2 separate regions of the Homo sapiens genome follow, and region 2 is linked to region 1. A link is a loop called in an ENCODE intact Hi-C map of the cell type or tissue named here. Cell type or tissue: PC-3. All regions are shown on one strand. Each heading gives the region's core, and the rest is flanking DNA. Links, peaks and the distances in the headings are about the cores only.

Region 1 (12,107 bases), core at 1,922-9,921:
AAATATTATTGGAGCTCAAGAGAGATAGATCTCAATACAGTAATAGCTGGAGACTTCAACACCCCACTTTCAGCACTGGACAGATCTCCCAGACAGAAAATCATCAAAGAACAATTGGACTTAATCTGCACTATAGACCAAATGGACCCAACAGATATTTACTGAACATTTCATCCAGTGGCTACAGAATATATGTTCTTCTCCTCAGCACATGGATCATTCTCAAGGATAGACCATATGTTAGGTCACAAAATAAGTCTTAAAACAGTCAAACAACAAAGAAGTTGCTGAGATAACATGAAGCAACTTCTCTGACCACAATGAAATAAAACCAGAAATCAATAAGAAGAAGAATTTTTAAAACTATACAAACAAATGGAAATTAAACAATATGCTCCTGAATGACCAGTGGGTCAATGAAGAAATTAAGAAGGAAATCGAAAAATTTCTTGAAACAAATGATAATACAAATACAACATAGCAAAACCTATGGGATACAGCAAAAACAGTATTAACAGGAAAATTTCCAGCTATAAGTGCTTACATCAAAAGAGAAGAAAAACCTCAAACAAATAACATAATGATTCATCTTAAAGAACCAGAAAAGGAAGAGCAAACCAAATCCAAAGTTAGTATAAGAAAAGAAACAGCCCAGGTGTCATGGCTCACACCTGTAATCCCAACACTTTGGGAGCGTGAGGTGGGCAGATCGCTTGAGCCAAGGAGCTCAAGACCAGCCTGGGCAACATGGCAAAACCCCATCTCTACAAAAAATACAAAAATTAGCTGGGTGTGGTGGTGCCTGTAGTCCCAGCTACTTGGAAGGCTGAAAGGTGAAAGGATGGCTTGACCCTGGGAGGTCAAGGCTGCAGTGAGCCATGACACCACTGCACCTCAGCCTGGGAGAAAGAGTGAGACTCTGGTTTAAACAAACAAACAAACAAACAAAAACAAAAGAAATAATAAAGATCAGAGCAGAAATAAATAAATTTGAAATGAAGAAAAATAAAAAAGATCAATGAAACAAAAATATGGTTTACTGAGAAGATAAACAAAATTGACAAACCTTTAGTCAGATTAAGATAAAAAGGGGAGAAGACCCAAATAAAATCAGAGATGAAAAAGGAGACATTACAACTGATACCACAGAAATTCGAAGGGCCACTACTAGCTACTATGAACAACTATGTGCCGATAAATTGGAAACTCTAGAGGAGATGGACAAATTCCTAGACACATAAAACCTACCAAAATTGGATCATGAAGAAATCCAAAATGTGAACAGGCCAATAACAAGTAATGAGATCAAATCTGTAATAAATAGTCTCCCAGGAAAGAAATGCCTGGGACCTGAGGGCTTCACTGCTGAATTCTACCAAAAACTTAAAGAAAACCTAATACCAATCCTACTCAAAGTATTCAAAAAATTGAAGAGGAGGGAATACTGGCAAACTGATTCTACAAGGCCAGTATTAGCCTAATACTAAAACCAGACAAAGACACATCCAAAATAGAAAACTACAGGCCAAAATCTCGGATAAATATGGATGCAAAAATCTTCAATAGAATACTAGCAAACCGAATTCAACAATATATTTAAAAGGTCATTCATCATGACCAAGTGGGATTTATTCCAGGGATGCAAGCATGGTTCAACATATGCAAATCAATTGTTGTGATACATCATAACAACAGAATAAAGGACAAAAATCATATGACCATTCCAATTGATGCCGGACAAGCATTTGCTAAAATCCAACATTCCTTCATGATAAAAACCCTCTGATATGGTTTGCTTGTGTCCCCACCAAAACCTCATCTTGAATTGTAACTCACACGATTCACAAGTGTCATGGGAGATACCAGTGGGAGGTAACTAAATCATGGGGGCAGGTTTTTCCCGTGTTGTTCTCATGATAGTGAATAAGTCTCATGAGACCTGATGATTTGAAAAACAGGAGTTTCCCTGCACAAGCTCTCTTCTCTTGTCTGCCACCATGTAAGACGTGCCTTTCACCTTCCACCATGATTGTGAGGCCTCCTCAGCCATGTGGAACTGTCAGTCCAATAAACCTCTTTCTTTTGTAAATTGACCAGTCTCAGGTATGTCTTTATCAGCAGCATAAAAATAGACTAATACACTCTCAAAAACTGGGGTATAGAAGAAATATATCTCAACATAATAAAAGCCAAAACTCATAGCCTTTCCCCTAAGATCTAAAAGATGACAGGGATGCACATTGTCACCACTGTTATTCAACACAATACTAGGAGTCCCACCTAGAGCAATCAGACAAGAGAAAGAAATAAAGGGCATCCAAATTGGAAAAGAAGAAGTCAAATTATCCTTGTCTGCAGATGATATAATCTTGTATTTGGAAAAACCTAGACTCCACCAAAAAAAAAAAAATAGAACTGATAAATTCTGTAAAGTTGCAGGATACAAAATCAACATACAAAAGTCAGTAGGATTTCTATATGCCAACAGTGAACAATCTAAAAAAGAAATTTTAAAAATAATCCCATTTACAATACTCACAAACAAAATTAAACACCTAGAAATTAACCAAAGAAGTAAAAGATCTCTACAATGAAAACTATAAAATACTGCTGGAAGAAATTGAAGAGGACACACAAATATGGAAAGATATTCCACATTCATGGATTGGAAGAAACAATATTGTTAAAATGTCCATACTACTCAGAGCAATCTATAGATTCAATGCAATCCCTATCAAAATACCAATGGCATTCATCACAGAAATAGAAAAATCAAGCCTAAGATTTAGATGAAACCACAAAAGACCAAGAATGGCCAAAGCTATCCTGGGAATAAGGAACAAAACTGGAGGAATCACATTACATGACTTCAAATTATACTACAGACCTATGGTAACCAAAACATCATGGTACTTGCATAAAAACAGACACACAGACCAATGGAACAGAACAGAGAACCCAGAAACAACTTCACACACCTACAGTGAACTCAATTTCAACAAAGCTGCCAAGAACATACACGGGGGAAAAGACAGTCTCTTCAGTAAATGAGGCTGGGAAAACTGGATATCCGTATGCAGAAGAATGAAACTAGGCCCCTATCTCTTGTTGTACACAAAAATCAAATCAAAATGGATTAAGGACTTAAATCTAAGACTTCAATCTATAAAACTGCTATAAGAAAACATGGGGGAAAATCTCCAGGACACAGGTCTGGGCAAAAATTTCCTGAGCTACCCCATAAGCGCAGGCAACCAAAGCAAACATGGAGAAATGGGATCACATCAAGTTAAAAAGCTTCTGCACAGCAAAGGAAACAAGAAAGTGAAGAGACAACCCACGGAATAGGAGGAAATATCTGCAAACTACCCATATGACAAGGAATTAATAACCAGAATTTAAGGAGCTCAAGCGACTCTTTAGGAAAGTATCTAATAGTTAGATTAAAACATGGGTAAAAGATGTGAATAGACATTTCTGAAAAGAAGACATACAGATGGCAAACTGGCATACGAAAAGGTGCTCAACATCATTGATCATCAGAGAAATGCAAATCAAAACTACAATGATGTATCATCTTACCCCAGTTAAAGTGGCTTATATCCAAAAGACAGGCAATAACATACTGGTGAGGATGTGGAGAAAAGGGAACCCTCGTACACTGTTGGTGGGAATGTAAATTAGTACGAACAATATGGAGAACAGTTTGGAGGCTCCTCAAAAAACTAAAAATACAGCTACCATACAATCCAGCAATCCTACTGCTGGGTATATAACCCAAAGAAAGGAAATCAGTATATCAAAGAGATATCTGCACTTCCATATTTATTGCAAAACTATTCACAATAGCCAAGATTTGGAAGCAACCTAAGTGTCCATCAATAGAAGAACAGATAAAGAAAATGTGGTACACATACACAATGGAGTACTATTCAGCCATAAAGAAGGAGAGTCTGTCATTTGCAACATGGATTGAAATGCAGGTCATTATGGTAAGTGAAATAAGCCAGGCACAGAAAGACAAACACCACATGTTCTCACTTATTTGTAGGATGTAAAAACAATTGAACTCATAAAGATAGAGAGTAGAAGGATGGTTACCAGAGGCTAGAGAAGGGTAGTGGGGGAGTAGAGGGTAGGTGAAGATGGATAATGGGCATAAAAAATAGAATAAATAAGACCTAGTATTTGATAGCGCAATGGGGTGACTATAGTCAATAATAATTTAATTGTACATCTCAAAATAACTAAGAGTATAATTTGATCATAACACAAATGATAAATGTTTGAAGGAATAGATACCCCATTCCCCATAATGTGATTATTGAACATTGTATGCCTTTCAAAATATCTCATGTATCCCATAAATATATATACCTAATATGAACGCCAAAAATTAAAAATTTAAAATAAAAAAAGATGTTTAATAAAATACTTCCTGGCATCATGAAGTTCCCTGAAATACAGTGATTTTATTTTGGCTATAAGAACACTAAATTTTATATACTAGAATAATAATCTATACGATAGCGGCCTGGGAATCTAAAAGAGTCAATGTAACTTTCCTACCATGATTTACTTACTAACTTAACCTGACCCAATTTGTGTTCTTGCTCACATAATCTAGCCAATATGTTGAAACAGTTTTACCTAGTTTCAGGGACTTACCTGAAAAAAATACTATCCAAAATTAGCCTTCAAAACTAAGAAGAAATACAGTTGGATTTCTTACATACATACACACACACACACACACACACACACACACACACACACACACACACACACACATTCAATAAATACACTGAATAACCATGACAAATAATTTACCATGGGACAGAAACAAAGAAATCCTGTGCCTCAGTCATTTATACGTATTAAGATAAAGTTGCACAAAAGTTCTGTACATTTCGTAACATAGCAAAACCTAAAAGAGCCACCATTGAACAAACTCAGTGATAATCTGATATAAACCTCAAGTGTAGTGTATTTTACTGTTTAATGAACTATAAATCCAGATTAGCTTTAATAATACAACCTACCAATAGCACTTTCAATTATCGGGAGATAGGTGATTAAGAGAAATTTCCTCTTAGAAGCTGCTGATGTTTTAGTCATGAAAATAGTGACAATTCTGAATAATAGTGTTGATTTAATTTAGGAAACTGTATGTCAGTTTTATATTTTCTTGACATCTTAGGAAAAAAAACTAGTGACATACTCATTTTACTATGTCCTAATACTGACATCTTCTGACAATTTAGGAGAACTACACATCTCCTTAAAACATTTCCCAGTGACTGAAGCTTATCTTTGCACCTAATTTATTAAGGAAAAAAATTAACATTTGTTGAATGATGATTATGTAATGAGCACTTCAAATATTATATCATTTGATCTCTTTTAATAACTTTATAACATAACTAATATTATAGAAGATGTTTATTTTATAAAAAATAAAATACCAATAAATGATGCTATGAAACCAAAGAATTATGTTTTTAAAATGCTCAGTTTTTAAAATGCACATTTTTAAAATGTGGCCTCTATTAAGACATCTTGAGAAGTCCACTCAAGTTACTGTAAAACGTTTTTTAAACACTAAAAGTGGGCCAAAAATGTCAGTAATCTCAGCACTTTGGGGGGGCCTAGATGGGAGGATCTCTTGAAGCCAGGAATTTGAGACCAGCCTGGGCAACATAATAAGATCTCACCTCTACAAAAAATTTTAAAATTTGTAGGGCACTGGGGGACATACCTGTAGTTCTAGCTACTGGGGAGGCTGAAGCAAGAGGATCACGTGAGCCCAGAGGATGGCCTGAGCCCAGGCATTTGAGGCTGCTGTGTGCTATGATCACGCTATTGCACTGCAGTCTGGGCAATAGAGAGAGACTCTGTCTCTTAAAAAAAAAAATTAAAAACCAGTAAAACTGTGTTTGTTTGAAAGTGTTTGCTGATATGATATTAAGCTATACACAGTAGATAAAGAGGCAGCCTAGCATAGGCTTTGGGTTCAAATCTCAACTCTGCCACTTATTACTAAGTGAACTGAAGAATACTACTTTGCATCTCTGTGCCTTAATTTCATCATCTGTAAAACAGAAATAGTCATAATTGTACTTACCTCATAAGGTTGTTATGAGGATTAAATGAGTTGATCTTTGTGAAGTCTTAGGACAGTGCCTGGCACTTAATAAGTGCTATGTAAGTTTTTTGACAAATAGTCAGAATTGGTATTGTTACTATGATAAAGGAGAACTGGTTTTGTTATACTACGATATTGGTAGTATACTAAGAATTTGTATTGTTATACTACAATAAAGGAGAGCAAATAAATATTAAATTTCTTTTATTATATGAAATACTACTAAAATTTCCCCCATACCATCAGTCATTCACTAAGTTTTATCTACAAGCAAATTTTATTCAGTGCTTTGTTCAAGGTCCAATGAACTAAAAAGGGAAACTTTAAAATAATGCTGGAATGTAAACACAATTACAGATGTATAAAGGGTTAGGATAAATAAACTTTCACTATTATTGACCAGGGTTCTACTTAGAATGTCCTTCCCTTTTTCCTCATGTCTTCTGTTTCTTTGTTATCTCTTATATTGACCAGGAAATGTAAGACTCATTAAAAGGACTCAGTATTTATTTGTTGAAGGCTTAAATTTACCACAGATCCACTAAGACATATAACAGTTTTGTTTTAGTCATGATACTATTTCCAAATGTATGTTACACACCCATATATAGAAACAAACAAATGTGCATACAGACCTATTTCTACCAGAGAAAAACAGAGAATATAATCCTATTTATTAGTGATATAAACTTGAACCTACAATGTAGACTAGTACTATGTTTCAGATGAAATTACTATTATCATCTAATAATAATTAGGCTTTGGGAAACATAAAACGTGTACAAAGACAACAAAATTTGCTATTCATGGAGCAGAAGCTTGTTTGTACTATTCATTTGAGTCAAATCCAGTAATGAATTCTGGCTAGTATTGAATATTATTCTGAATTCTAATGATTGGCTTCTACAAATACAGCAGACCCCAATCACAAATAGACAATAATACAATATTTACAAATGTGTACACAGTAAAATTTCATTAAAACCCTGCTAACTAGAAATGTGGGATAATTTGGATGATCTGAGCTTTTCTTTTAGCTAAGATAAAAGACACTCAAGCAATCTACTAAGGTAACAAGAAGAAAAAAATGGAAAAATCTGCCCTCAAGCATTTTCAGAACTATATAAACAACACTTATTTACATAGGAACAGTTAAATGCTAATTGTAAATATGTGTCAAATATTTATTGAAACAAATCCAATGAAAGACTTTTCCTGGACAATTCTTTTAAAACATACTACATATTGCTACAACTAGCAGTGCAGCAAACATTCGTCTATCTTGCAAAGTATTTGGTAAATCATAATTTATATTTATCTACTCAATTATTCTCAATTACTGAAACCTTATGGATATAATTAGATTGTATTACCCCATATATGTGAGAAATCAAAATAACACATTTACTACATTTAACTAGAGAGTTACAGTCTACCTTATTAACTCAAAACAAAACTGACAAAATAAAAACTAATAATTACAAAGTAAATTTAAAAACTTAATATAGAGTACCTTGAAATATTCTTTTCTAATCTGTTTGCTCCGCCTCCTTTCTTCACTCTGCCAGATTATAGGGTGAGATTCTGGCCACGGTTGTTCATCTATTTGATCCTTCTGATTTTCTAAGGGCTATAATGAGACAATTTATTTTAACTAAATAAAAGAGAACAAAATGATAGATATAATTGTAATTTAATTTCTTCTTACCTGCCAGGTGAGGGGTGATAATGGTGAATTAACTTCATCTGCTGAGACACTAAAAAATTGAAGATGCCTTAATACGTTAAAATATTTAGAATAAATCCTTAAATATATATTATGAACCTTAGATGTTATCTTTTTAAAAACATTGTAAAGAATTTACCCATGTCTACACTTTGGCCTAACAACATAAAACTTAAAGTTGACAGAAATATATTTAAGTTTCTAAAACCTGTTGCTCTACAGGAAATATCAAAATGGGTTTATTCTATGTAGGCCCTATGCATAGGTCTATTCTAAGGAATTCCCAGAAGCTAAAATAAGTGAAATATCTAAAGATATATTGTCAAAGGACAGACAGGATATTTATTATATTAAAATAATTAACAAAGACTAAAAAAAACTAATAATTTCCTTTGTCTAAATGCCAAAGAGCTCAAGCGAGTAGTTATTTTTGCCTACTGAATTACTGATTATGAGATGCAACCTGTTCATTCTAACAAAACAGGGGCTATGAAGGAAATTATTTTCATCTAATTTTTTGTTGTTGAGATAAGGCAGACTATGCATGCTGTTGTTAGATGGCAATTTTGAACAAGGAGTTCCTGTGGAAAAAATATATAAACAAAATGTCCACTGAAGCTGCTATAACTTAACACTATTGTGGAATTTCTGTATAGTGCAATAACAAAAAGAAAATAAAAATTGGATATAAAGATCCAATTTTTAAAATTTATAGAACACATGATTATCCAAGAGAAAAAGACAAAAAATCTATTATTATAAGAGGTAAGGTTACCAGTTAAAGAAAAACATACAAAAGTTAATAGCTTTCCTACATATCAACTATAATGAGTTAAAAGATATATTAGAAAAAAATGCTATTCATAGAAGGAAAGAAAAGTATAAAATACCTAGGAAGAAACTTAACTATACTTCTACAAGACCTACATGAAAAAACTACAAATGTCTAGTAAGAGACTTGAATAACCAAAAGGTTCTTGGATAGATAAGTATTACAGGTATAACTTCTCTTTCAACTTAATTAATAACTGAAATGAACTGTAATAATAATTTTTTTAACTCAAGAAGTATTTTTTGGTTTGTTTTAAACATTTGACAAAGGAGTTCCAAAGTTAATTTGGAAGAATGGATGATCACGAAGAGAAAAGTTATATAATAAAGAGGACTTTTCAACCCTCCTTTCTACTAGCTCCAGAATCTACAGATTTTTCAATGGAAGAGGAGTACAGGACCACGAGTATAATAACTTCTGAAAAAAATGACATTTAAGATCATTGTGAAAGTAATGGCTTATATAACAAGTAGTAGAGAGACACCTGATTGATCACGTGTAAAATATACACTGAAAGAAAGAATAAAAAAGGGGGAGGAGACACAGTGAGAAAAAGGTGGGGGAGGAAGAAAACTAGATTCCTTACCTCATACCAAATATCAAAATGAAAAATTAAAAGATTTAAATATAAAGAAGAAATCACAAAGTATCAGAAAAATACAGGCAGTAATTTTTTAAATATTGGAATAGAGAGAGCCTATGGGACAAACAATCAAAATTAAATACTAACAAATTTGAACACATAAAATGTAAAAACTAGACTTTGCTAGTGGCCAAGATAGGCTAACAGTGACCAGATTTATATCCTGACTGAAAAAACTAAAAGAATGGGCAAAATATTTAAAATTATGCCTTCCATGACATTGAATATTAGGCAAAAAATGACATTATCCTTTAGAGATGAGTAAGGAGGTAAATCCCATAACTGAGCCAAGTTGCTGCATGGAAAGAGTTTCCAGTCCACATCCCAGGAGAAAAAAACTAAGGCAGAGTCTAGCAGGCCCAGAATTCAGGAGACAGAGCTGGAGCCAGGGAGAAAAGGGCAGAGTGAGTTCATAGCACACAGTAACAAACAAAAGGGCAATGCACAGAGAAAGGAAAGAGATCTACAGAGGCATCCCTCAAATTTTCATCTGAGCGTACTGATCATTGAACATGTATGTGAGGAAAATACCCTAGGCAAAAGGATAAAATCACCCTCAAAGCTTAGAGGGAATAATTCCCAGATTCTCAGAGGACCAGGAGTAGTACCAGTTCCCACCAGCTAAACTGGAAAACCTCATAATTCACAGGACATCCAGTAGAGAAATGTCTTGCCTCATTAAGGGGACAAATTTATTCCTAGACTAAATGCTGCACTGGTCCCACATAAATAAATTATAAAACCAAGTCCCAAAATATCAAATTATTTCCAAGTAATTTAACCATATCCCAGAACAAAAGTCAAAAGTATGTATAATAATACAATATCCACACTCAAGAATGTAAAGTACACAATGTCTGTCATTTAATCAAAAATTCAACCAAGCAATGTTCAAGAAGCTAAAGGAAAAGACTGAACATGTTAAGTACAGACATAATCAAACTTCTAGAAATAAAAAGTGCAACATCTGAAATTAAAACAAACTGGATGGAATTAACTGCAGATTAGACATTTCACAAGAAATGACTAGCAAACACAAAGACAAAGCAGAAGGACTTGCCAAAACCCAACACAGACAGAAAAATATTAAAGAATGAATAGAACATCAATGTTCCATGGCAAACTTCAAGTGGCCTAATTGGAGTTCCATAATAGAAGAGGTCAAATGATAGAAAACATATCTGAAGAAATAAGGGCCCCAAAATTTCAAATTTCATGAAAATAAACCCACAAATTCAAGAAGCTCAATGAACTCCAAACAAAAGTAACATGAAGAAAACTACACCAAGATATATCACCATCAAATTACTTAAAACGAGTGATAAAAAATGTTACAGACACCCAGAGGAAAAAAGGACACATTAGGCAAAGTAAAACAAAGATAAGAATATTCTCATAGAAAACAGTACAATCCAGAGGATGGTGGAGAAACCTCTTCAAGGTACTCGAAGAAAACTAAAATGTCAAACTAGAATTGTGTATGAGCCAAAATATCTTTCAAAAACGAAGGTGAGCTAGGCATGGTAGCTCATGCCTGTAATCCCAACACGTTGGGAGGCCAAGGAAGGAGGATTCCTTGAGACCGAGAGTTCAAAACCAGCCTGGGCAACATAGTGAGACCCTGTCTCTACAAAAAAAAAAAAAAAAAAATGTTTAAGTTGGCTGGGTGGGATGACACATGCCTGTGGTCCCAGTTACTTGGGAGGCTGAGAGGTGGGAGGATCACTGGAGTGCAGGAGGTCAAAGCTGCAGTGAGCTGTGATGGCGCCACTGCACTCCAGCCTCGGTGACAGAGCAAGATCCTGTTTAAAAAAAAAAAATTTAAAAAAAGACTTTTTCAGACATAGAAAAGCTAAAAGCATTCAATCAGCAGACCAGTAGTAAAATTATGTTAAAATCTCTCTTTTAGGCAGAAAGAAAGTGATGCACATGTAAATATGAATCTACACAAAAAATAAAGGGCACTGGAGATAGTAACTAAGGGATTGAACACATAAAAGACATTATTCTGATTATCTAAATGTTCTTAAGAACAAATAACTGTTTAAAGCATAAATAACAACTTGTTATGGTACACATAACAGATACATAAAAAGTAAAATGTATGACAACACACCAAGGCTAAAAAGGAAAAAAAATAAGTATACTGTTCTAAGGTTCTCACATGACACACGAAATGGCATAATAGCCCTTGAAGATAGACTGTGATAAGCTAAATATCATACTCTAACCCCTAAAAAAACCATTAACATAACAAAAAGTTACAGCAAATAAGCCCACAAAGGAAATAAACAAAAATTTTTAAATATAATTCAAAAGACAACAGAGAAGGAGGAAAAATGAATAAAAAGGATAGAACAGAAAGAAAACATACAGCAAACCTCAAAATATCATTAATTACAAAAACATAAATGATTTTTAACATTGCAATTAGAACGTAGATTGTCAGATTCAATAAAAAGCAGGAAGATACTACCATATGCTAACTATAAGAAATGCGCTTTCTCTACAAAGACACAAATCAGTTAAAAATAAAAGGATGGAGAAACACGCATCATGCTAATACTAAACAAAAGAGAGCTGGACTGACAATATTAATATCAGAAAAGTGGACTTCAGAGCAGAGAATATTATCAAGAATATAAAGAAAAGTCATTTCAGAATGACAGTACAAATTCACCAAGAGGACAATACAATCCTAAACATTTATATATCTAATAATAGAGCTTCAGAATGTATGAAGGAAAAATTATAGAACTGC
Region 2 (12,107 bases), core at 1,689-9,688, 540 kb before region 1:
GGGTTGGTACTGAGGGGACAGGCGGGAGGGAAAGAAGGAAGATTTGGGACGAGTTGCACTGGGCACAGAGACTAGGAAGGGACTGACGTGTAAAAGAATGCCTGGACGTCAGGCACCTCAGACCATTTGCCTATTTTATGACAAGAATTATTTAGATTTTGCAGGATGGAAAAATTCAAAGTGCCATTTTCTGGCTATTTGGAACTACTGTCGAGTTGGTATTGGGGTGAAGCGGCATTGCAGAAGAAAATAAGGCATTTAGGTTTTAGGTCAGGTGTGAGTTGAAGAGGTTTTAAGTTTTTGAGAACACAGGCCAAGGGAGTAGAAGGAGGAATGGAGGGTGGAAGGTTGCCCATAGTGAAGGAAGCAAGCCTAGAGAAAAGAGAGTAGAGAAATGGAGGAAAGGGGTTCAGGGGTTCTTACCTTCCAGAAAAGTGGGAAAAGGGGTTGGGGCACAGAGATAAGAGGTTGGGGGGCAGAAATAAGGGATTGGGGCGCAGAGAAATAAGAGGTTGGGGCACGGAAATAAGGGACTGGGGCACAGAGATACGAGGTTGGGGTGCAGAAATAAGGGATTGGGGCACAGTGATAAGAGGTCAGGGTGCAGAAATAAGGGATTGGGGCACAGAGATAAGAGGTTGGGGCACAGAAATAAGGGATTGGGGTGCAGAGATAAGAGGTTGGGGCATGGAAGTAAGGGATTGGGGGTTCTTGCCCCATAGAAAAGCGGGACTTGCCACTAAGGGTGAAGGAGAAGGGGTTGGGGTACTTAACCCTCTCCCAGAAAAGCGGGACTTGCCGCTAAGGGTGAAGGAGAAGGGCTTGAGGGGTACTTGCCCCTCTCCCAGAAAAGCAGAGAAGGGGTAGAGACAAGGAGAGAAGGGGTTGAGCTACTTGCCCCTTCCCCAGAAAAGCGGGACTTGCCGCTTAAGGTGAAGGATCAAGGCAGGCGTCCCTGCGTGGTCTGACACCCTTGAAACGTGGGTGTATAATCAGAGAGGCGTCCCTGCAACGATTAAACACCAAGGGAAGGCTGCCTTCCCAGTCCGTGACCGGCGCCGGAGTTTTGGGTCCACGGATAAAACATGTCTCCTTTGTCTCTCCCAGAAAATGAAAGGAATTGAAATTAAGAGAAGGGAGAGATTGAAGAGTGGAAAGGAGAAAGTGGTTGATGGACAGTGAGAGAGGTTGGAGAAGAGAGTAAGAAGAGGCCGTTTACCTGATTTAAAATTGGTGAGATGTTCCTTGGGCTGGTCGGTCTGAGGACATGAGGTCATAGGTGGATCTTTCTCACGGAGCAAAGAGCAGGAGGACAGGGGATTGATCTCCCAAGGGAGGTACCCCGATCCAAGTCACAGCACCAAATTTCATGTGTGTCCGTGTGAAGAGACCACTAAACAGGCTTCGTGTGAGCAACATGGCTGTTATTTCACCTGGGTGCAAGTGGGCTGAGTCCGAAAAGAGAGTCAGTGAAGGGAGATGAGGGTGGGGCCGTTTTATAGGATTTGGGTAGGTAAAGGAAAATTACAGTCAAAGGGGGTTTGTTCTCTGGCGGGCAGGAGTGGGGGTCGCAAGGTGCTCAGTGGGGGTGCTTTTGAGCCAGGATGATCCAGGAAAAGGACTTTCACAAGGTAATGTTATCACTTAAGGCAAGGACCGGCCATTTACACTTCTTTTGTGGTGGAATGTCATCAGTTAAGGTGGGGCAGGGCATATTCACTTCTTTTGTGATTCTTCAGTTACTTCAGGCCATCTGGGCATATACGTGCAAGTCACAGGGGATGCAATGGCTTGGCTTGGGCTCAGAGGCCTGACAACTTTTAATTAATATCAACTGTGAGTAGAGAAGTTAAAATGAAATATCAAACACAATGTTTGACCATGATAAAGAAGGTGTGGAGTTTCTTCTTCTTGGCCATTTATTGGATACTTAAAGACTTGACATTTTCCTCACCAAAGAAGTCACTAGGACCTATGGTACAACGTTAAGATCAATGATGAAAAAGAGTCATCCTCAATGGAAGAGTATGCATCATTCTGATTATACACAAGCATTGATTATTTGCTGATGTGAGAAAGGGTCAAGATAAAAATTGATCTTTGAATGTATCTTATTCAATTTTTTAATATTTCATAGTGCTTCAGTTGTTTGGCACATTTGTCATATCTTTAATTTTTTTTGATGTCCTGCTCCACCCTTCCATATCACTATAAAATGTTAATACATTTTTCATACACATGCAGAGCATCAGGTTTTAGGATTATTTTTAAATTAAAATCTGAGGCCAGGTGCAGTGGCTCACATCTATAATCCCAGCCCTTTGGGAGGCCAAGGTGGGTGGATCACCTGAGATCAGGAGTTCAAGACCAGCCTGGCCAACTTGGTGAAACCCCATTTCTACTAAAAATAAATTAGCTGGGCATGGTGGTGCGTGCCTGTAATCCCAGCTACTCAGGAGGCTGAGGCAGGAGAATTGCTGGAACCGGGAGGTGGAGGCTGCAATGAGCCAAGATGATACCACTGCACTCCAACCTGGGCAACAGAAAGAAACTCCACCTCAAAAAAAACAAAATCTAGCCTTTCATGAATCTTACATGTATAAAATGTTTACACTTTTATTATGTAAAAGTAATGTATTCCCCCAATGGATTTTATAACAATACAGTCAGTCCCTCTTGCAAAGGGGACTTTTTCATAACTCCCCTACTGTTTCATTAAAATTGAGGTTTAATTTGATCCTGTGTTCTCACATTTAAAAATCTATATTTTTAAGATCTGCTTTTTCCTTCGAAGTAATGGCTTTAACTCCGAATCACTTTTAACAGTTTTATTGACCTGTAATTCACATACTATCCAATTTGCCTATTTTAATGTGTAGAATTCAGTGGTTTTTAGTATACTCAGAGTTGTATAATCATCATCACAATTTAGAATATTTCCATCACCCCCCAAAGTAATCCTATACCCATTTACAATCACTCCACATACTTCTTCAACCCCCAGCACTAGGCAACCAGTAATCCTTTTTATCTCTGTAGATTTGCTTATTCTGAGAACCTGCAAACTTTTAAGGGATGTACTTGCTGGGAATGTCAGAGAAGTTGTTTGAGATTAAGAAGGGTTGGCAAACAAAATAAAATTTGTTGTTAGATTTAGGCAATAGGGTCTTGATTTATTTGGCTAAGTTCTTAATTTTTTCACACTTCTGAAATGAAAGTAATAAAATTTTGTCTCTGAGCTTCTGTCATCCTTACTTTTGCTATTCAATTTTATTTTAGTATGGCAAAATAAATAAAAAGGAAGTCATCCTCCAAGTACTCCTCTTAACAATAAATTGATTCAGAAAAACTAAGTTTCAAACTCAGGAAGGTTAAATTTCTAGTCCATTTCTTTCATTTTTTTTCCATTCTGTCCAATCAAGATTTGTCAAACAAAACTATCCTTTCCAGAGAAGAGGCATTTACCTCAAAAAAACTTTTGTGTACGTGGTATTTGCAGTTGAATGTCATAAGAAGCAATTGATTGAAGTGTGCCATCTGTTTCTTTTCTAAATCTCTAATATGCAAGACACGTCTTTAAAATTACACTTATTCAGAGGATTTTTATGAAATAAAATTGCCTGTCATTCTAATTAGCTCTGAATACTTCTCTTGCAACAGTGGTGTGGCATAACACATTAGTAGGAACTTTGGTTGGTATGTATTTTGGCCACTAACATCACTAATAAAAAAACAGTAAATAAAATCGGAATATAGAAACTGGGGCTTTCTACATAAAATCTGATTTTTTTATTAGTATTTAATATGCTTCCCATTAAAACAATAAATCTGATATGTATTATTTAATATACTTCCCATTAAACAATACATTTCATAATACCTAATAAAATAAGAAAATAGATCCTATTAATTACATCCTCAAATACATATTTTAATATTTTTCTGAAATATATATGCTCTTTACACACTAGAATATAATCGTTTTCGTTATCTGCATTGTGCTAAATGTGAAGTGATGGGCGATGCACCATTTTGTATTTAAAAGATTTCTCCTATGGTTTTTTTCTGTTGTAATTACTCTTTTGGTTGACCACGTTCGGTTGGACTTCTGACCATTGTTCCAAGCATCCACTCCATTACTCTATTTGACATGACACAGTGAGTTTAAAGGACAGTATCGTGTTAGACAAAGATTGAAGTTTTAAATAATACATGATAACTTGAAGGGAAAGTTAAGAAAATTTAAATAAATAAAGAGGATGAGGCAAGGGGATATGTATGTATGCTTTAAATAGTCTATAAATAAGACTCAGTGAAAGATGAAAATATCGTTTTGAACAAAGAAAGGGTGGAAGATATAGAAAACGAGCAGAGCATACTGTATGGTTCCATTTACATAAACTTCCAGAACTGGCAAAAATAATCTACAGTGATAGAAGTCAAAAAGTAGTTGCCTGGAGCTTGGAAGGTGGTGACTACAAAGAAGCAGGAGGATGGAATTGTTTTATGTTTTCATCACAGTGGCAATTACACGGGTGTAAACATTCATCAAAAGTGGTCAAACTCTACATTTAAAATATGCACATATTAGTATATGTAAATTATACTCATTAAGGTGGATTCCTTAAAAAGTCAAAGTAGGCAGTAAAGGGTACCATTCAGTCCCTCTGTGGTCCTGCTTTAATACTGAATGGAAGACAACCTCCTTCTTTTTAAATGAGCATGAATATCCATGAATATCGAAAAGAGTGCATTAAGCTCTTTGTAATGACTGCATTTCCTCATCCTGCTCAGGACTGACTACTGGCATTTTAATGCACGGTAATGTGGGCATTTCTTTGATAGACATTCCACTTTAAATGCCTACTTTTTCCATATTATTTCAACTGAAGGAGAAATAAGGCAGCAACCTTATCTATTAAATCTTCACAGGGTTCTTATGACTTTTAAAGCATCATTTTGAATTGAAGCTACTATTTTATATTATCTTTTCTCAGGGTGGGCTGAAAACAAAATAGCAATAATTTTTGTAGGAAAAGTAGGTTAAAGTCTGTCTTGAATAATCACAAAATCACACTTAATGTCACCTCATAAATCAGTTATAAATAGTGTCAGAGGTAATAGAATTGCACATGCGAAATTTAAAAATATTCTGTGCACAATTTTTGTAGAATGGAATGGCATGGTGTTTGGATTAATATGTACGGCAAGGTTATGGTCAGGCACATCTATGTTTTCTATCTAGAGTCACTCGCCTACAAAGGGAAAAAAATCAGTCACTGTGGAAATTTAAAAAATAATACTTTGGTAGGATGGAGAGAAACTTGAAATGACAGAGCGTTAATCATAAAATGTATCTCAAATTTATGTATAATTAGCTGAGAGGAAAAAAATTGGAAAGGAGAGTGTATGATAGATGCAAAATGTTAATATAAAGAATGTCGTGATCAGGAGGAAGGGAAGAAGCAAGTGAGCCTCAAGAGAAAAAAATTTGACTTCACTCAAAGTACTTCATATTTTTGCAAAATTAATTAAAATTTTAGAAATCGACACTAAAACGTTAGAGACCTCAGAAAACACTCTCAGTTGATAGGTCTTGGAGAAATTTTTTTAAAGAATATCTGATTGGATAATTTTTAATGACGGAGCAGTAATGTTTTAGTGTTAAATATCTCAATCTTCCCCTAAGGGGGAAAAAAAACGCAAAAATAAATTCTTCGTGAATAAATGGCATAATTACAATCATAGCACACATTGTTCTGTCTGCAATAGTCACAATTCGCCACTAGGGGGCTGTAATTCTGTTCTTAGCAGTTCTTGGTCCACAACATTTTCATTCCCTCCCAGGGTACTTGAACAGTTAGGTGAAGTTAAGTGGGAGCTTCGACGGGCATAACAGGTCATTAATGTGTATTGAGATGATCTCATGCGTTTCTGCGATGCGATGTATAATTCTTGTTGTATAGAATAATAACTTGGCCACCAGCTTCTTCACCAAGCATGGAGTCTCATCATTGCTCCAAGATTGCTATTAATTTTGTACGTATTACGTAGAATCATTTTATCTTCCTTTTTCCCAGGAAATTATTTTTATTTACTATAAGTCTCCTACTTTTTCATGAAAATTGAAGGTTAATGTGATCATGTGTTCTTGCATAGTCATTTCAATAAATCTGTGCTGTAAAAGAGACAAAAAATGTTGGTTCAAATTTATAAATACTAAATGTATTTTCTGAAGTGTAGATTAAAACAGCAAAGTTGTGGTTTTTTTTAGTTTTTTTCTTTTTTTGAGACGGAGTCTCGCTCTGTCGCCCAGGCTGGAGTGCAGTGGCGCGATCTCGGCTCACTGCAAACTCCGCCTCCCGGGTTCACGTCATTCTCCTGCCTCAGCCTCCCGAGTAGCTGAGACTATAGGCGCCCGCCACCACGCCCGGCTATTTTTTTGTATTTTTAGTAGAGACTGGGTTTCACCGTGTTAGCCAGGATGGTCTCGATCTCCTGACCTCGTGATCCTCCTGCCTTGGCCTCCCAAAGTGCTGGGATTACAGGTGTGAGCCACCGTGCCTGGCCCAAAGTTTTAATCCAAGTTATTTTTCACTCATTTGAAGTTAGAACTATTTTTTACTTTCATAAGGAATGAAAAATATAATTTGTTGGTGTAGTACATTGTATCTTGCATGATGTAAGGGGTAGTCACATTAAATTATTTAAATGCGGCTATAACATTTATTGAATATTTTATATTATACTTCAAATATGTTAATTTATGTTGATAAATTTATGAGCTAACAAAAGATCTTGTCCTCAATATAATAATTAACATTTCCTATGTATTTCTCATAACTTTGATGATCTTTACATCACTCAATTTTACTTACTAGGCTGAGTGCAAGAGTTAGCTTTATATTTTTAAAAATAATCCCTGCATTTAAAACTTTTTTTGATCATGCTTTATGTGTTTGGGGAAATTTTTGATGTTTAAAACATGTCAAATATTAATGTCCTTGCACCAAATTTATTTGTCCTACTGCAAAAATATAGCTGGCTAATATTTATTTCAGTCTTGTTTTTGCATTCCAGAATAAATATTGGCAACTGATGCTCTTACAATAATTGATACAGAAATGGTGATTTTCAAATGTTGTTTCCTCTTCCAGCGTCTAATATTGTTTTAGTATCTGTGGATGAAATACTATTTACTCTTGCTCTGTAATTGTTCTATGTGAAATGTTTCAACTTGACATTTGACTTAGAATTTTGCTGATTCATTTAGAATTCTTAACTAATATTTAATTTCCTCTTTAGCAGAAGGACGAACACTGACTTACCTGCTATAGGAATGGGGTCCGGATCCAGACCCCAAGAGAGGGTTCTTGGATCTTGCACAAGAAATAATTCAGGGCAAGTCTGTAAAGTGAAAGCAAGGTTATCAGGAAAGTAAAGGAATAAAAGAATGGCTACTTCATAGAGCAGCCCTGAGGGCTGCTGATTGTTTTTTATTTTATTTTATTTTATTTTATTTTTTTTTTGAGACAGAGTCTTGCTCTGTCACCCAGGCTGGAGTGCAGCGGCCGATCTCGGCTCACTGCAACTTCCGCCTCCCGGGTTCAAGCAATTCTCCCTGCCTCAGCCTCCTGAGCAGCTGGAATTACAGGTGCCCACCATCATGCCAGGCTAATTTTTGTATTTTTTAGTAGAGACGGGGTTTGATCATGTTGGCCAGGCTCGTCTTGAACCCCTGACCTCAAGTGATCCGCCCACCTCGGCCTCCCAAAGTGCTGGGATTACAGGCATGAGCCACTGCGCCCTGCCCTGGTTGCCCATTTTTATGGTTATTTACTGATGATATGTAAAACAAGGGGTGGATTATTCATGCTTCCCCTTTTTAGACCATGTAAGGTTACTTCCTGATGTTGCCATGGCATTTGTAAACTGTCATGGCGCTGGTGAGAGTGTAGCAGTGAGGACGACCAGAGGTCACTCTCATGGCCATCTTGGTTTTGGTGGGTTTTAGCTGGGTTCTGTACTGCAACCTGTTTTATTAACAAGGTCTTCATGATCTGTATCTTGTGCTGACCTCCTATCTCATCCTGTGACTTAGAATGCCTCAACTGTCTGGGAATGCAGCCCAATAGGTCTCAGCCTCATTTTACCCAGCCTCTATTCACGATGGAGTTGCTCTGGTTCAAACGCCTCTTACATACCTGCTGTACTAATATTTTGCTGTTTTAAATTCATTTTATATAAATGAGACTTCTTTCTTCTGAAGCTTATAGGTATCAGCCTTACTACTTTTCAGCCATTCATTATATGTGAATGGTATACCTACTCTGTGTGGCACCTTACTTATGGAGTTCTTACTGCATTTTTCTCAATGTTTGCTTTTAGGGTTATCAGCTAACACCCGCGAGCATCTATAACATAGGCCAACTGACGCCATCCTTCAAAAACAACTGTAAGTATACACATAAGCGTGCCTCAAGACTCTTATTTTGAAATAATATTCAACTATTATATCAAGGTGATTCCTATTATTTTGCTAGTGTAGACCTACCCCTGAACTAGTAAAACATATGCCATTAAGGGCCTAACATGTTTGAAAAAGAATATTATGTAATTGGTAAACAGCATTTTAATGCAACCTGAAAAAAAAAAACTCGGCTTATTTTATTACTAAGTAATGTGTGATGCAGACCCCTTACCGAACTGTTAACCACCACCGCAGATTTATAGTAAATAAGTATAAAGTATGATAGTATAAATTGGGACAATTAGGTTAGCGAAGTTCAATTTTCTTCTTCAATGACAAACTCTTGTTTTTTTTTTGTTTTTTTGTTTTGTTTTGTTTTCTTGAGATGGAGTCTCATTCTGTTGCCCAGGCTGGAGTGCAGTGGTGCAATCTTGGCTCACTGCAACCTCCGCCTCCTGGGGTCAAGTGATTCTCCTGCCTCAGCCTCTGGGTAGCTAGGATTACAGGTGCATGCCACCACACCAGGCTAATTTTTGTATTTTTAGTAGAGACAGGGTTTCACCATGTTGGCCAAGCTGGTCTCGAACTCCTGACCTCAGGTGATCCGCCCACCTCGACCTCCCAAAGTGCTGGGATTACAGGCGTGAACCACCTAGCCCAGCCTGCTTTCAGTAACAAACTCTTATATCCATGATTGGGGTGTAGGAAATCTAGCTGTTGTTTTCTATGATAAATTTTAGAAAACATAGCTAGCTCTTCAAAATACTCTCAATGGATGCACTTAAAAATCTCAGCAGGAGAGGCAGGGAGAGGAGAATTTTGTTTCTCAAAAGGGAGTATCATTTATAAATGCTGAAAAACGCAGATCCAGATAATGGAACACTCTACATTCTATAGATGTCTAGAGCATGATTATTTGATTGGGTAAATATATTACAAGTTAAACAAGGTGAATTTAAATTGGATTCCTTATTTTCGACTCCAGACTGCATGGGGAATTCTCAATTAAATTTCTGATTGTTCTCATAATCATACAAATATTTAATACCACAAAATGTTTTTAGAATGATAGTTTTGGAGGAAGAACTGATACGATGGTATAGACTAAATCATTTTTGACAGTAAAATTTTAACAGAAATTTTTAGTATAACATTAATATATACGCATTAGATTAAAGAAGTGAAAAGTCGAAGTCTATCAAAATTCGAAAGAGGATAGGGATGGAATAAGGTTGGGAATGTCTGCTGCACATGTTAATAATGATCAAAAATAAAAGAAATAAGAAAACAGTGATTTGACATCAAGACAGTTGCATCAAAATGGCTGCATTAAAATGTACCCTTTTTCAGAATAGCCAATTGTTCTGTTTTATTCAACTACTCACCATTTAAGATGATGGCAAAGGTAACTTTCTTTAATACATATTGAAAAGAGTTCTTGATGCTATCAACAGCTTTCCAGAGGGGAAAAAATAAAAAAAAATTTCATAAGGGACGTTCAAAAAGTATAAAATGTAAAATTTTGAAGAACCCCCACAGCAGTCCTGAAAGCACACAGGAAATCACTCATTCTGTTTGTGAAGATTCAAGTTTGCTTGCAGATGTTTTCAATGCGTTGGTGAAATAGGTTAACCTGGACATGCAGGTAAGTTTCTACTCTCAGGCTTCAAACAATGTTCACACAAGACTATCTCACATATATCATTGGCATGGTAAGCCTCGCCTGGTAGTAAAGACCAAGGTCAGCCTTACTAGAATGTGAAGTTCGCCAATTTCATCTTTACTGTCTTCCTTTCAATGCTATTCTGTCCTTACCATGTTGTTTTTCGACCTCTATGTGCCAAATATTCACAACTCCATAGTGAGTACTCCTTGCTTCTCTCCCAGGCCTGTGCACCCCTCTTTGTACACACACCTGTTGACACTTTGCTCTTATCTAGGTATTAATTAGAGAAGATTTGATATACAAATTCATCATAATGTGGCAATATCTTACAAGTCCTACCCCATCTAGAGGGAGGCATGGTTTAACATGTGGTTCCTATAACTGAATCCCTTGATGAGCTGAAGGGGAAAATATGCCTCAAATCTCATCATGTAGGTATGTAAGGCCTTTGCCTACTTCACTTCTCTGTAAGGCTGCCTTTGTCAGGGTATATCAGTGACATGAAAAAGATATGTACAATATATTTATTATAGAAGGTTGGAGCTTGATTATTTATGGTAAATAATGTTGGTGTTGTTAAATATATTAATTCTTACTGTAAATAGAAGAGTACCAAGAGTTTTATTGTAATGTGTATACATCTACAGCCTGATATTCTTTGGGTTGTTTTTTTTTTAATCTCTGGGTCCTTGGTGATTTCTATGGCTATTTTATTTTTATTTTTATTTATTTATTCATTTTTGAGATGAAGTCTCGCTCTGTTGCCCAGGCTGGAGTGCAGTGGCATGATCTTGACTCACTGCAACCTCTGCCTGCCGGGTTCAAGCAATTCTCCTGCCTCAGCCTCTTGGGTAGCTGGGATTACAGGTGCCCACCACCACACCCACCTAATTTTTGTATTTTTAGTAGAGACAGGGTTTCACCATGTTGGTCAGGCTGGTCTTGATCTCCTGACCTCAAGTGATCCAACAGCCTCGGCCTCCCAAATTGTTGGAATTACAGGCATAAGCCACCGCGCCCAGCATTTTAAGCTATATAATTCAATAAATCTTAAAAAGAAATTTGTCTCCACTATCATTTGAACTTAGTAATACCTTCCGTAAAGCCTTACTTATGCTACCTATTCTACTGTGCTATAGATGTATGTATATATTTATATCACAGTCAAAGTAACAATTTAGGTAATGTATTCAATGTCTCCTGTGAAAATAATCAGTTGGACAACTGTGCTCCTCCTGAGTTGTATAAGGTTTGTGATATCAGTAAGTATCAAAGGTAAACATTATTTTTTTCTGTAAAACCGCATCAACATTTCAAGTTATTCACAGAAAAGGTTAATGTAATGAGGAAATAGTATGCATACATTGGTTCTACATTGTCAAAACATGATTTATAATCGTCACTCTCTTGACACTTATATTAACAATTTAGGAATTTTTATCTTTCAATTATGTGGTCTTGTGTTACTATAAATAAATGCAAGTTCAATTAACAGAATCTGTTTTCAATATGAGTTCTCTGATACAGAACTGAGTTATCTATTGCAAAGTTCTTTACTCTAGGTTACCAAATTACTTCAAGAAAAACATAAATAGGCTGGGCATGGTGGCTCATGCCTGTAATCCCAGCAGTTTGAAAAGTCAAGGTGAGAGGATCACTTGAGCCCAGGAGTTCATGACCAGTCTGGGCAATATAGTGAGACTCCCATCTCTACAAAAAATTTAAAAATTAGCCAGGCATGATGGTGCAAACCTGTAGTTCTAGCTATTCAGGAGGCTGAAGTGGGAGAATTGCTTGAGCCCAGGAAGTCAAGGCTGCAGTGAGCTGTGATCACACCACTACATTCCACCTTGGGTGACAAAGCAAGATCCTGTCTCAAAAAGAAAAAAAAGAAAGAAAAACAGAAATACAGAAATAGACCATAACAAATAGCAAATGTTGCTTACATTGATAGACAATTCCATCATTTCA

What was found. Hi-C counts contacts between places; a loop is a spot of excess contacts. Peaks named below come from ENCODE experiments on the same cell type or tissue, not always from the same donor. Only the 100,000 strongest peaks of a DNase experiment are listed, where the experiment ranks them.
Region 2: a loop joins it to region 1, with 23 times the contacts of the local background. A loop is called at or near these places in 38 of 110 quality-filtered maps.

What each region holds. Positions count from the first base shown.
Region 1 is chrX:115,142,169-115,154,275 of GRCh38, forward strand. LRCH2 (leucine rich repeats and calponin homology domain containing 2) reads right to left here. Exons shown (of 21, transcript NM_020871.4): 13 at 7,854-7,902; 14 at 7,659-7,775. Among named protein-coding and RNA genes, the nearest start is that of SNORA35B, 22 kb to the left of the region's middle. In PC-3, for the core only: a CTCF peak has its summit at 5,237 (motif pointing left); no DNase peak of the experiment used is centred there.
Region 2 is chrX:114,605,427-114,617,533 of GRCh38, forward strand. It overlaps HTR2C (5-hydroxytryptamine receptor 2C), which reads left to right. Exons shown (of 6, transcript NM_000868.4): 2 at 8,389-8,455. Among named protein-coding and RNA genes, the nearest start is that of SNORA35, 19 kb to the right of the region's middle. RefSeq lists an enhancer at 1,337-2,222. In PC-3, for the core only: CTCF peaks have their summits at 5,804 (motif pointing right) and 6,004; a DNase peak (open chromatin) is centred at 5,815.